Linked DNA regions of Homo sapiens: regions 2, 3 and 4 are each linked to region 1. The links are chromatin contacts, found by Hi-C or POLR2A ChIA-PET in ENCODE. All regions are on one chromosome and are shown on one strand. The core of a region is the stretch at or near the end of the contact, and the rest is flanking DNA. Distances in the headings are between cores, read along the strand shown.

Region 1 (3,211 bases), core at 610-3,109:
TGTGTTTGAAGTAATGGAGGTGAACCAGGTGAATAGCCTGGAGGCCGAGTGAAGTGAGACAGGACACTGCAGATTTGGAATGTCACCAGTCCGCACAACTGAATAATTTCCTCCAGAACTGCTCAATTGCCCAGTTGTAAGAACAGATATGTAGACCAAAAGTAGAGTGTCCCCAGGGTAAATTTTATAGAGACAAAGGGGTGTGTTTATTGAAGTTGTGGAAAGGAATAATTACAAAGACATACTATTGTTGCATTGTCCAATATAATAACCACTAGCCATATGTGACTACTTAAATTTCAATTAATTAAAATTAAATAAGATTAAAAATTCATCTTCTCAGTCATACTAGCTATGTATCAATTGCTCAATAGCCACAGGGGCTGGTGGCTATCATATTGTTCAGCACAGAGACAGAGCATTTCCATTATCACTAAGAGTTCTTGTGGAAAACACTGCACTACAGGGTCTGGATAAAGCTGAGGTCTTGATTAAGTTGAACAACAGTTGTAGAAGGAGTAAGCAAGAGCAAAACCTGGATGAATAGGAGGTTGTGGACGGAGATTAGTATATTGAGATTAAGATTCTAGGGACTGAGCTGCTCCAGGTGAAAAGTTTCAGGGTTATGTCATAAGAAGGTGGGGGGCAGCTGCTGAAATAGTCTGCGGGTGTAGACCTGTGGAGTTGACAAGATCAAAGAAATTTGAGGCAAGGTTGTTAGACTCATTCATGAAGAAGTCACCCAAATTGTTAGCAAGACCTTGCATCTAATGCCAAAATCCTCATTTAGCAAGGTGGTAGTGACTTAGTAGCTACAAGCAATGAGAAAGTCAGACACCTCAAAAGGGGAAGGTGTTGCTCAAAGTCCCCACAAAGTGTGATAAAACAAACAGTAGCTGGGGCTGGAGCAAGTGGCTTCCTTTGGGTGAAGCCAGATTTCACTGAAATAATAACCTCAGGGAAACAGTCAATGAAGGGGTTAAAGATGTGGGAGAGTTTCCTTGTAGTAAGTAATGGAATGAGGCTTTCAAAGGGCCAAGTAAAACTTTGGAGGAAGTTTAGTAAAAGAAGGAATTTTTTTTAGTACAGATAAGCATAGGAACATAAAGAAGAGATAATTCTTAAACATATAAGATATGCATTTGGGGATAGCAGCCAGGGAACACTGAAGTCCCAGTGGGGTCAGAGACTTCATAAGGCTAGCAAATTACAGTTTTTGAGTGGCATTCCAACAGTAGAGTGTATTGCTCAGGAAGTCCTTAATTATCCTTTGAAACAAATTCCTTCAGCTGATTACGAAGGCATCTAGCTGGATTCTTGAGCGACTTGTTCCTGACATCATAGCAACCCATTGTAACTAGACTTCGACCATTCCTCTTACCCAAGTGCTGGGGAAGGGAGAGATTCTCAATGCTTACCCACCTATGGAATCCCAGTAAGTCCAGTTGCTAGGTGGCTTGAGGTCTGGGGTCATAAAATGGAAGGCCTGAAGTCATTTGGTGATCACAGACCTTGAGCCAAACTTTCCCCATTTAGTCAGAGAAAGGATTAGCAGCATCCCCCATGCCTGGCTCTGTGTGAGATCATGGAAGCCAGTGGTTGGTGAGGTGCTATGGAGTATAAATTGCAAAATACTTTCAGTTCCACTCAGAATGGATTTCAAAGTGATTTCCACCCCATGGGGAGGAGAGGGAGTCTGAGGAGGGATGGATGGAAAAAAAATTTTCATGTCATTTTCTGTGATCCACTCTGGAGACAGAGGCAGAGATTCTCTACAACAGCTGCTCAAACTATAGCTCTTGTTAAAATGGAGGTTCTGAATCAGTAAGTCTTGGGTGGGGCCAGAGATTCCGTGTTTCAGACCAGCCCACATGTGACGTGAATCTCATTGGTCCATACATCACACTTTCAGTTGCTAGGTGAAGAAGGGAGCACTCGATGAGTGGAAGAGAAAGCCGTTGTAATCTTTGGGAGAAGGGGCCTGGGTCAGCGGAGTTAGACTGGTCTGTGAGTGGACAGAATGGATGGGAAGGAAAGAAGATACTGTGAGGCTCTACAGAAAAAAAAAAAAAAAAAAATATATATATATATATATATATATATATGTAAATCAAGAAGACAGAAGCAGCTAAAGACGAAGTCATTTCCAGGTCCAGAAGGCACAACTGACAGCTGAGTAATAACATAACATTGACTGTTAATTGGCAGAATTTTTAACTGTGTGTTTGGTTTCTCCATCAGGTCATCTGTCCTATATTACATGACAATTTAGACTAAAACCAGTATTTCCTCAGAGACAATGCTAGAAGCTTTTACAGTAGGGGGCACTCTTGCATTACATTAAGAGCTCAGCAAAGAAGATGCAGAAGCCTCAGGTTTGCCTTGTAAGGTGATTCATAAACACACTAAATCTTCCTTAGGTCTCCCTTTCACTGTCAGGGTACGCATATAGATTTTCCTTCCTCCCTCCAATACCGGTACGCATCCTCTACAGGTGGTGCATTTTATACCTCAAGTACTTCACAGGGTCCTAGTGAGTGTAGTGAAATAGGCAGTGATTCATATTTGTGCAAACTCCCACTGATGCCTGCTGTCTGCTTCCCTAAGAGTTCAAGACCACCACCAACCCCTTGATTATGTGTTCTCACTGGGCCACTCTGTACACAGTTTAGTTTGACAAGTGCATGTCACTGTTATCTGTCCTTCTATTCCCTCTTTCAAGAGAAACCACATCAATTTAATTACTCCCCCACTTAGAACTCTTCAAATGAAGCTCCTCTCATCTCTCTCATCAACCCATCTCCTCCCTTTCCTCCTCAATGTCAACATGCCTTCACATAAATCCTGAATGATGAAATTTTATTTAGAACTTACACTAACTTCCTCTCCAAGGTGGCATCTAACTTCATATTAAGTAAGAAACAGCCTTCCCACTCTCCACCCCCGCACTTCTCACCCACCACTGCTTACTTTTTTTTTTTTTTTTTTTTTTTTTTTGCCAAGTCTCAAGTAATTCTGTAACCTAGAAAAGGTCCTACACAAACCCCGTGATCATTCACATTTAAGTAGTTGGGTGGCCCACATCCTTCCCACAAACCCCAAAGTGTCCTCAAGGACTAAAGCCTTTCTCTCAACCCTTCCAGCATGATGTCTATGGTTGTAAAATTGTCCAGGGTCAGTGCATACTGGGAGCAGCAAGTTTGTGGTGCCT
Region 2 (3,058 bases), core at 374-2,873, 380 kb after region 1:
GGAACTCTATGAATATACTAAAAACCACTGAATTACACACTTCAAGTGGGTGAATTGTACAGCGTGTGAATTATATCTCAATGAAACTGTTTTAAAGCCAATGCTAGCTAACAGAAAGCTGGAGTGACTGTATTGTAATGTCAGACAAGTTGGTTCAAGATAAATAATATATCAGAAAGTAGGTAATTTCATAATGATCAAGGAGTCAATTCATCAAGAAGATGTAAGAACTCTAAACATTTATATATCTATTCAACTAGGAACAGAAGAGAACTTCCTTAACGTCATATGACATTTTGGGCTCAATGAAATTTTTTTTTAAGGTTTTAAAGAAACTCTCCTAAAAAAGTTTTTCTTTAGCATACTGTATAAGAACATACATAGAAATAAAAACTTTTTAAAAAGAGAGAGAACTTCCTTAATCTCATAAAATACACACATGCATCACTTAACAAGAGTCTGAGAAATACATCACACGACTTCATCATCATGTGAACATCACAGATTGTAGTTACACAAACCTAGATGGAATAGCTACTACACGCCTAGGCGATATGATATGCCCTATTGCTCCTAGGCTACAAACTTGTACAGCACGTTACTGTACTGAACACTGGAGGCGATTTTAACCCAAAGGTAAAAATTTGCATATCAAAACATAGAAAAGGTACAGTAAAAATATGGTAATTATAATCTTATGGGACCACATCATATATGTGCTCCATAGCTGATGGAAACATAGTTATATAGTACATGACTATATATGAAAAACCTGTCATTAACATCACAGGTAATGAAAGACCCACTACTTTTCATCTAAGGTCAGAAATAAAACAGATAGGTCTGTTTTTATTATTTTCATTCAACACTGCACCATTAAGTTCTAGTCAGTACAACCAAACAAGTTAAAGAAATAAAAGTCATCCAGATAAGAATGGAAAATAAGGAAACTTTTATCTGTAGATGACATGATTGCCTATGTAAAAAACCCAATGGAATCTATAACAAAGGGACTAGAACTAACAAGTGAGTTCAGCAAGCTTTAGGAGATCAATATACAAAATTAAATTGCATTTCTACATATTAACAATGAACAACTGAAATCTAAAAAATAACAATTACAACAGCATCAATAAAAATGAAATACTTAGGGAAAAATCTGACAAAAGATAAAAATCTGTAAGACCTATACACCAAAAACTACAAATTGCTAAGAGAATGTAAAGATGACCTAACCCCCGCAGCAGGTCTCAGTAGCTGGTAGAGACTGGGGAGGACGGGATGGGACGGGATGGGACGGGACAGGACAGCAATAGCTAGGCAGCCTAGCTTCACCAAGGCTCTCGCGCCTCTCCACCACCAAAATATCAAAGAGGAAGGAAGGTCAGCTCAGCTGAAGGGATAGTGAAGGAAGAGCCCAGGTGGAGACCCAGCACAGTTCTCAGCTAACTCTGCTCCTACAAAAGTGGACAGGAAACCAAAAAAGGCAGCAGGAAAGGATACATCTTCAGACAAAACAAAAGTGAAAAGGAAAGCAGAGAAAATACATCGCAGTGGCAAACCAAGAAACTAAAGATTTACCTACCTACAGAAAACAGAGAAACTAAACTGAGAAAGCCAGAGGAAAAAAAAGCCAAGTGTGATTAATATCACATACCTTGTCTTATGAGTCATTCCTGTTTCCCTTCTTGTACTATCCACAGGAATTTTCTGGTTTTTTCATTGTTGTTGTTTTGTTTTGTTTTTTTTAAATTGGAGTTTCACTCTTGTTGCCGAGGCTGGAGTACAACGGTATGGTCTAGGCTCACTACAACCTCCACCTCCCAGGTTCAAGCAATCCTTCTGCTTCAGCCTCACAAGTAGCTGGGATTACAGGCGCCCACTACCACACCTGGCTAATTTTTGTATTTTTAGTAGAAACGGGGCTTCAACATATTGGCCAGGCTGGTCTTGAACTCCTGACCTCAGCTGATCCACCCGCCTCAGCCTCCCAAAGTGCTGGGATTACAGGTGTGAGCCACCGTGCCCAGCCTAGAGGAATATTTTCATAAACTATTTTGTAAATATAAGTTTTCTAGTAGCTCTAGAAACATTTTTAAAAGGAGGGAATCCCACCTCATCCCATTTTTTAAGTGTAAATGCTTTTCTTAAGAGGTGAAATCATTTGCTGGTTGTTTATTTTTTGGTACAACCAGAAAATAGTGTGGGATACTGAATTATGGGAGGCTCTGACATTCCATAGATGAGGGATTAGTTTTTATATCCTACAATACAAAGTATACAAAATGGCAATATGGAATCACAGTCCTGCATTTAATGTCTTGAATATTTTAAATTACTTCTATTCCTATGTTATTTTTTAGCAGAATTGTTTCCTAAAGAAAACCACTCCTTGATCATGGCTCTCCCTATCAGAATTGTGCATACTCTGTAAAATCTTCAGTCATGGTAGTGCTGTTTTCCTAATAACTTTGTTAATGTACTGCAAAAGATTGAAAATTTGAATATGTAGTATATATGCTATTAAACTGTGAATTGGTGGGATGTATGCAGTAACTTAACATTTTAAGATACTGGTACTGGACAGCCTCTTAAAAATTTGCCTCCAGATTTTAAGCTGGAAACTCACTGGAATAACTGTTTAAAAAAGAATTACAATACACAGCTTTTTAGATTTTTAGTACATAAGAACTGTGTACAAACTGAAATGTCTGTATACTAATCCTCAACACAACCAATAAAATCTCAATTATAAAAAATAAACATGACCGGGCACAGTGGCTCACGCCTGTAATTCCAGCACTTTGGGAGGCCGAGGCAGGCAGATCACCTAAGACCAGCCTGGCCAATATGGTGAAACCTCATCTCTACTAAAAATTCAAAAATTAGCTGGCATGGTGGTGGGCGCCTATAATCCCAGCTGCTTGAGAGGCTGAAGCAGAATTGTTTGAGCAAGGGAAGCAGAAGTTGCAGTGAGCTGAGATCACACCACTGCACTCCAGCCTGGGAGACAGAGTGAGACTCCGTCTCAAAAAAAAATAATAATAAAAAAAATAAA
Region 3 (3,137 bases), core at 118-2,617, 430 kb after region 1:
GGAGGTATGCAGGAGCACAGAGGAGGAAGATACTTACTAGGCCTGTAGGCCTGCAGGAAAGATGCCAACCAGGAGATGCCATTTGTACTATGTCTTAAAGAATAGGGGTTTGTAGCACTGAAAAGGGCAAGGAGGGAAGTCATTCCACAGACAACGGGATAGAGGCATGAAAGTAAACAGCATGTTTAGGGAACTCTAAAAAGTTAATGGCTGCAGTCTTGAGGAACATAGTGGGTGATGACTGCTGAAATAATGTGGGAGCTAGGGCCTTATATTCTCTGCTAAGGAGTTTGGGCTTTTATCCCGTAGGCAACTGGGAATACAGATATTAAGCAAGAATGTAATTTTTAGCGTGATAATTCTGGTGGTAAAGGATAGATTAGGTAGGGGTGTGTTTTGTGGCAAGGAGAGGACCTAGTAATAGTCTAGGTCTGAAGGAAGATTAACTAAGGCAGTAGGAATAGAGAGGTGAAACTGGGCTGAGATCTTCATGAGAGTGAATCACTAGGACTGGGTGAATGCCTGGGTATAAGGGTGAGGGAAAAGGAGGAATGGAGGATGATAATGTTTCAGCCTTAGGAAACCTGGTAGGTAGATGGTGATGATACTAACCAGGTTAGGGAGAATCAGCAAACAAAGGGCATATTTCTTAGGGAAAATCATGACCAAGAAAAGGGATCAATTTGAGTTACCTATGGGACATCTGGGTAAAGATGTCAAAAAGAGAGTGAGACATATGAACCTGCAGGTCAGGAGAGAGGTAGGGAGTTAAGAGTTAGAAATTCCTAAGTCGTCATCATTGAGGTAGGAGTTGAGGCCATGGGAACAGGTGCCATCACCAAGGGGGACATCGTAGAGGAAAAAAGAGAGAAGATAAAGAATGGGCAACAGGTGAACTCGTGAGATTATAAATTGTAAGGGCAAGAACTCTATGGTTTTTTATTTACACTCTATTTCTAGTACCCCTAGCACAGGGCCTGATTCATAGAATGTGCTTAATAAATACCTGTGGAACAAATGAATCAACCCAGTAAGAAACTGCATGTGTAGATGCCTTCTTGCTGCACTCAACCAAGTCCTACAAGCAAGAGATTTATTCAGAACTGGTTGGAATGCAAACATAAATAGAAAAAAGAAAATAAAGGTTTGTTAACAGAAGTTCTGTCTCCTTTGCCTGTGGGTGGCCATCTAAATTGACTGAGAGTCCTATAATTTGGAATATTGCACGGCTGAAAAAGCTAAGAGCTTTTGTACTCCAAATAACAACAGCTTCAGTGGTAGCAAGATTGGTGTCTCCTGGGCTTGTCTGGCACCTTCTGTTAAGAGTTCTCTCTAGCCTACAGAGATGAGTCAATTGGTGCAGGTCACATTATGAGTCATGTCTGAATTGCCTCAAGGCAGTGGCTGTTAAGCTAAGGGATAGGGAGAAGGGCAGAGCACACAGACAGCAGGTAAGAGACCAAAATCTTGAGTTGAAAGACTATATGGAGACAAGATCTGTGGTTAGGTTATAAAGACATAAACTTAACCAGAAGAAATTAGGCCTCGTGCCCACTGAATTTTTAAAGGAACTGTATTGCTGAAGAAACCACAAGCCTGGTTGCAACAGCCTGAGCACATTCTAGCCTGTGAGAAAATCCATGGCTCCCTGATAGGCAATGAACCTGGAAATAGCCAAGGGCCACAATATATAAGGAAGATTTTCCCAGAGTGCAAAATAAAGGTTTTACAACATGGAATAGGGAGTCCTCTCTATACCTGTTCGGCAGCATGTAGATAAGTGGTGTGAGCCAGTGGCTGTTGTGTGTTTTGCTTCTCCCCTTTCAACATGAGAGTTTTCATTGCAGTTTTCCCGCTCCTTTTTATATCACTATATAATGAGTATGTTGGGGGCAGTATCTTGCCTTTAAGCTTTAAGAGAGAACTGCCTGCTGGGCATGGTGGCTCATACCTGTAAGCCCAACACTTTGGGAGGCTGAGGTGGACGGATCACGAGTAGCTGGAGATCAGCCTGGCCAACATGATGAAACCTCGTCTCTACTAAAAAAAATACAAAAATTAACTGCACGTGGTGGCACATGCCTGTAATCCCAGCTACCTGGGAGGCTGAGGCAGGAGAACTGTTTGAATCTCGGAGGCGGAGGTTGCAGTGAGCCAAGATGGTGCCACTGCACTCCAGCCTGAGTGACAGAGCAAGACTCCGTCTCAGAAAAATAAATAAATAAATAAAGAGAGAACTGCCTGAACTTGAGCTGATGATGAGTCTGGCTAAGACCTTGGGACCATATTCCTTGGGAGGATAGTGGGTGTCTTAGATGTTTTAGTAAGAAAGATGTGTATAGATGTTGGGTAGGCAAGTAGCAGAGTCTGTCACAGGACTGAAAAGAGAATACTCACTAGATTTGGAAAGTAAGAGCACAGCGATGATCTTAATGAAAGTAATTTAAGTAGAAGTAGTGGGTGGGGATTGCAGAGAAGCCAGCTTTAGGAGCAAATGGAAATTATAGATTTTTTAAGACTTTGCTAATGAAGGGACTATACTGATCATCACTTTCCTGATTGCCCCAAAAGGCTTCTTGGTAGGGATTCATTTCTCTATTTTTATCCCCAGTAATTGTCTATGTTCAACATTTACCCCAAGTTTTGCCTATGTTCTCTCCAGAACAAAGAAAAGATGATTTCTAGAGCCTTTGCATCCTAGAAACCAAGTCTATTGGAATTGACTCCTCAGCAAGGATCATGCTACATATGTTGAAAGATAAAGATCAAGAGCCACATATTTAATAGACCAAGCAAAATCAAGCCACCCCGCTAAGTATCTCTCCATAATTTTTACTAAATTTCTTTTCCTCTTTTGGAGAGAACTAAAGCCAGAAATCTTCATTAGTGACTGAGGAGTAGAGGGGGCAATATAAGAATTATATATGCAATGTTTTTGTACATCTGAAAAGAGACATGGGAGTTACACATAGAACTCCTATGGATGAAGAGGATCTTAAGATGTTATGCACTTCACCTGCCAAATGATACCTAATTCATTCACTAGCAGGCTATAGGAAACAAAGGGATGAAAGAGAAAAGACCAACTTTCTTAAATTTGGGAAAATGCCCTTTTAATTAAGGGATGAGGACGGTTC
Region 4 (2,876 bases), core at 254-2,753, 460 kb after region 1:
TCCCCCTATTTATGGGCATTAAAGAGTTCCCTATCTTTTGCTATTGTAAACAAGGCTGTAAAGAACATCTTTGTACACAGGTCACTTCACACAGGGGCTAATATATCAATGGGACAAATTCCTAGAAATGGAACTCCAGAACCAAAAAGTATATGCAGTTGTAATTCTGACAGTATTGCCAAATTGTTCACAGTAAAGACGGGCCCATTTCCAGTCTTACCAGCCATGTGCAAAAACCTTATCTCAGGCCTCTCTGCCGCCACTCATCCCTGCTTGTAAATGTGTCCTCCACACGGTTGTCAGCACCATATTTCTAAAATGCAAATCTGGCAAGTCATTTTCTTGCTTTCCCTGCTTAAAGCCCTTCAGGTCATCTTCACTGCTCTTCAAGGCTTTTCACCATCTAAATATGTCCTGTCCAGGGTGGACTATCAGCCTCACATAGCTACTGAGGCTACATGTGGCCAGTCTGAATCGAGATGTGATGTAAGTATAAGAAAAACACTGGGTTGCAAAGACGTGGTATGATAAAAAGAATGTAAAAATCTCATTACATGCTGAAATGATTAAGTTTTGGATATGTCAAGCTAAATAACATCATTACAGTTAATTTCATCTGTTTCTTTATCCTTTAAAAATTTCCTAAAAATCATTAAAATTAATTTCATCTGTTTCTTTATCCTTTAAAAAATATGGCTGCAAAAATTTTAGAATGAACCTACTGGCTCCCATTGTATTTCTGCTGGACAGTGCCCATCTAGGTAGGCTCTCCCTCCTTCATCCCCTCACCCATCTCCTCTCCTCCCAGGCCCCAGGCCCACTCTGTGCTTCAGACCACAGTGGTCCCTAAGCCTCAGGTGCTTTTCCCCCCAATCCTGTCCTCCCCATCTCGCCGCCACACTCAATTTATTAAGATTCTGCTTGAAACTTCCCCTTGGAGGCCTTGGAGAAGTTTTGCTCCTTGGTTCACAGGTCCGCCTCCCCTCACCAGCCCTTGACATCAGGGCCTTGCTCTGCTCTTTGGGCAGCAAGAAACAATTCAGTGCTGTTGGTTAAATCAAGCAATGGAGGAGAAAAGCCCGCAGAAGCCCGTCTAAAGGGTAGAGTTGGAGGGAGGGAAGGGGTAACAGGTCACAATTACCAGATGAACACATTCAAATTTTCAAAAATGGGTAAGTTTAACATGGATTCAGAATGTGAATTACTTTTTAGGATCAAATAATAGTGGTAACAGCAGTAAGAGTTACAAAGAATAAGAAACACAGGAGAAACTTACTTTCTTTGCATAGTCTACTCACAAGGGAGGCCTGGCCCTGGGACCCGGGTCCGCGCCCGTCCCCCTTCTCCCCGCCCACCTCGAGCCTGCAGGAGAGGGGACCCCGAGGGCCCAGAGGCACCGGACCTACTCACCCGGCAGGCCGCTCTCCTCGGTGCAGACAGCACAGGGAGGAGGGGGAAGCGGCTCTGCCGGGAACAGGGAGGGACCTCCAGGGAAGCGAAACTGAAACTTTGCGCCCAGTCCGCAGGGCGGGCCGCGCCTTTACCGCCCAGCTGCCTCCCGGAGCCCCCGCGCCCTCCCGACGCGCAGAGCCATGGCCTCCCACCTGCGCCCGCCGTCCCCGCTCCTCGTGCGGGTGTACAAGTCCGGCCCCCGAGTACGAAGGAAGCTGGAGAGCTACTTCCAGAGCTCTAAGTCCTCGGGCGGCGGGGAGTGCACGGTCAGCACCCAGGAACACGAAGCCCCGGGCACCTTCCGGGTGGAGTTCAGTGAAAGGGCAGGTGAGCTTCGGGCGGCCAGGCTGCGAAAGCCCTCTGGGGGCCCGGCCCCCGGGTTTCCAGGCGGACCCAGTTCCAGCTGACCTAGGGGAGAGGGCGGGAGAAAGTATGTCACTGTGCGGTGGCGGACAGGGACGGGGCCCTACTGCCAAGAGACTCACTGAGACAGTGAACACTCGGTGGAGGATGGGGCCTCACATGTGCCTGGTGCGGGTCTGGCTGACGGCGCCTTAGTGTGGATGCTTTCCATATCCTCATTCTAACTTAATTTCTCAGCTGTCATCTTCCTTCCCCCAGATGCCTGCCAGCTGCTGTCCTTGTCATTCAGGGATTCCACTTTTATGTTTTAAATAATGGTTCCATTGTTCCATCCATGAACAAAAGGATGTTCCATTTTGTGTTTTTGAGGATTACAAAAGTGATATATGCTCACTATAGAAATAAAAGAGTAAAAAAGAAAACAACCTGAAGATAAACAATGTGACCATTTGGTGTATTTCCTTCCTGCCTTTTTTTATGAATGCCAGCAAACACATGTATATTTACAAAATTCGGAGTCTGCACTTTTGATTCCTGCTGTTGTCACTTACCTGTATAATGAGTATTGAAATGGGAGACTGGGCCGGGTGCGGTGGCTCACGCCTGTAATCCTAGCACTTTGGAGGCCGAGGTTGGTGGATCACCTGAGGCCAGGAGTTCGAGACCAGCCTGGCCAACATGGGGAAATTCCGTCTCTACTAATAATACAAAAATTACCCGGGCATGGTGGTGCGCACCTGTAATCCAAGCTACTCTGGAGGCTGAGGCAGGAGAATCGCTGGAACTCGGGAGGCAGAGAGGTTGCAGTGAGACGAGGTCCTACCATTGCACTCCAGCCTGGGTGACAGAGTGAGACTCCGTCTAAAAAAAAAAAAAAAAAAAAAAAGAAGGAAGGAAGGGAGGGAGGGAGGGAAAGAAGGAAGAAGGAAAGGGGAGACTGGAGACAGTTTTAGAAACATGATGTTTAATCGGTGGACAATGTTCCATTGTCATTAAGCTTTCACTTCTATAGTAAAACTTAATCCGCACACTTTAGAGCTCTTAATAGCTCCCCGACTTTC

What was found. Hi-C counts contacts between places; a loop is a spot of excess contacts on that map. ChIA-PET counts read pairs that join two places held with the same protein, here RNA polymerase II (POLR2A). Pooled maps may share reads with other maps.
Region 2: a pooled map shows a loop between it and region 1 (7-fold over the local background). The contact joins two enhancer-like sites. A Hi-C loop is called at or near these places in 6 of 37 single-sample maps with no recorded cell type and 9 of 50 pooled maps. POLR2A ChIA-PET finds 5 or more read pairs at or near these places in 1 of 52 experiments (activated CD4-positive, alpha-beta T cell).
Region 3: a loop to region 1 is called in a pooled map, with 7 times the contacts of the local background. The contact joins two enhancer-like sites. A Hi-C loop is called at or near these places in 2 of 37 single-sample maps with no recorded cell type and 9 of 50 pooled maps. POLR2A ChIA-PET finds 5 or more read pairs at or near these places in 1 of 52 experiments (activated naive CD4-positive, alpha-beta T cell).
Region 4: a loop to region 1 is called in a map of CD8-positive, alpha-beta T cell, with 12 times the contacts of the local background. The contact joins the promoter of DTX3L here to the enhancer-like site in region 1. A Hi-C loop is called at or near these places in 1 of 168 maps with a recorded cell type or tissue (CD8-positive, alpha-beta T cell), 23 of 37 single-sample maps with no recorded cell type and 13 of 50 pooled maps. POLR2A ChIA-PET finds 5 or more read pairs at or near these places in 2 of 52 experiments (activated CD4-positive, alpha-beta T cell and activated CD8-positive, alpha-beta memory T cell).

Annotation. Positions count from the first base shown.
Region 1 is chr3:122,099,437-122,102,647 of GRCh38, forward strand. All of the region lies in intron 2 of CD86 (CD86 molecule), which reads left to right. Among named protein-coding and RNA genes, the nearest start is that of CD86, 46 kb to the left of the region's middle. RefSeq lists an enhancer at 1,624-1,813. Within about 2 kb of position 1,860, at least 3 of the 41 ENCODE cell types and tissues checked have a DNase peak (open chromatin) inside an H3K27ac peak, as active enhancers do.
Region 2 is chr3:122,481,613-122,484,670 of GRCh38, forward strand. All of the region lies in intron 2 of KPNA1 (karyopherin subunit alpha 1), which reads right to left. Among named protein-coding and RNA genes, the nearest start is that of KPNA1, 32 kb to the right of the region's middle. RefSeq lists an enhancer at 1,560-1,619. Within about 2 kb of position 1,624, at least 7 of the 41 ENCODE cell types and tissues checked have a DNase peak (open chromatin) inside an H3K27ac peak, as active enhancers do.
Region 3 is chr3:122,532,669-122,535,805 of GRCh38, forward strand. All of the region lies in intron 10 of PARP9 (poly(ADP-ribose) polymerase family member 9), which reads right to left. The region is part of intron 4 of LOC105374071 (a long non-coding RNA gene); the gene reads left to right. Among named protein-coding and RNA genes, the nearest start is that of KPNA1, 19 kb to the left of the region's middle. RefSeq lists a silencer at 1,214-1,508. Within about 2 kb of position 1,368, at least 2 of the 41 ENCODE cell types and tissues checked have a DNase peak (open chromatin) inside an H3K27ac peak, as active enhancers do.
Region 4 is chr3:122,562,835-122,565,710 of GRCh38, forward strand. It overlaps DTX3L (deltex E3 ubiquitin ligase 3L), which reads left to right and starts at 1,504. Exons shown (of 5, transcript NM_138287.3): 1 at 1,504-1,779. The coding sequence starts at 1,593. It overlaps PARP9 (poly(ADP-ribose) polymerase family member 9), which reads right to left and starts at 1,466. Exons shown (of 11, transcript NM_001146105.2): 1 at 1,411-1,466. RefSeq lists a silencer at 1,252-1,351 and an enhancer at 1,392-1,511.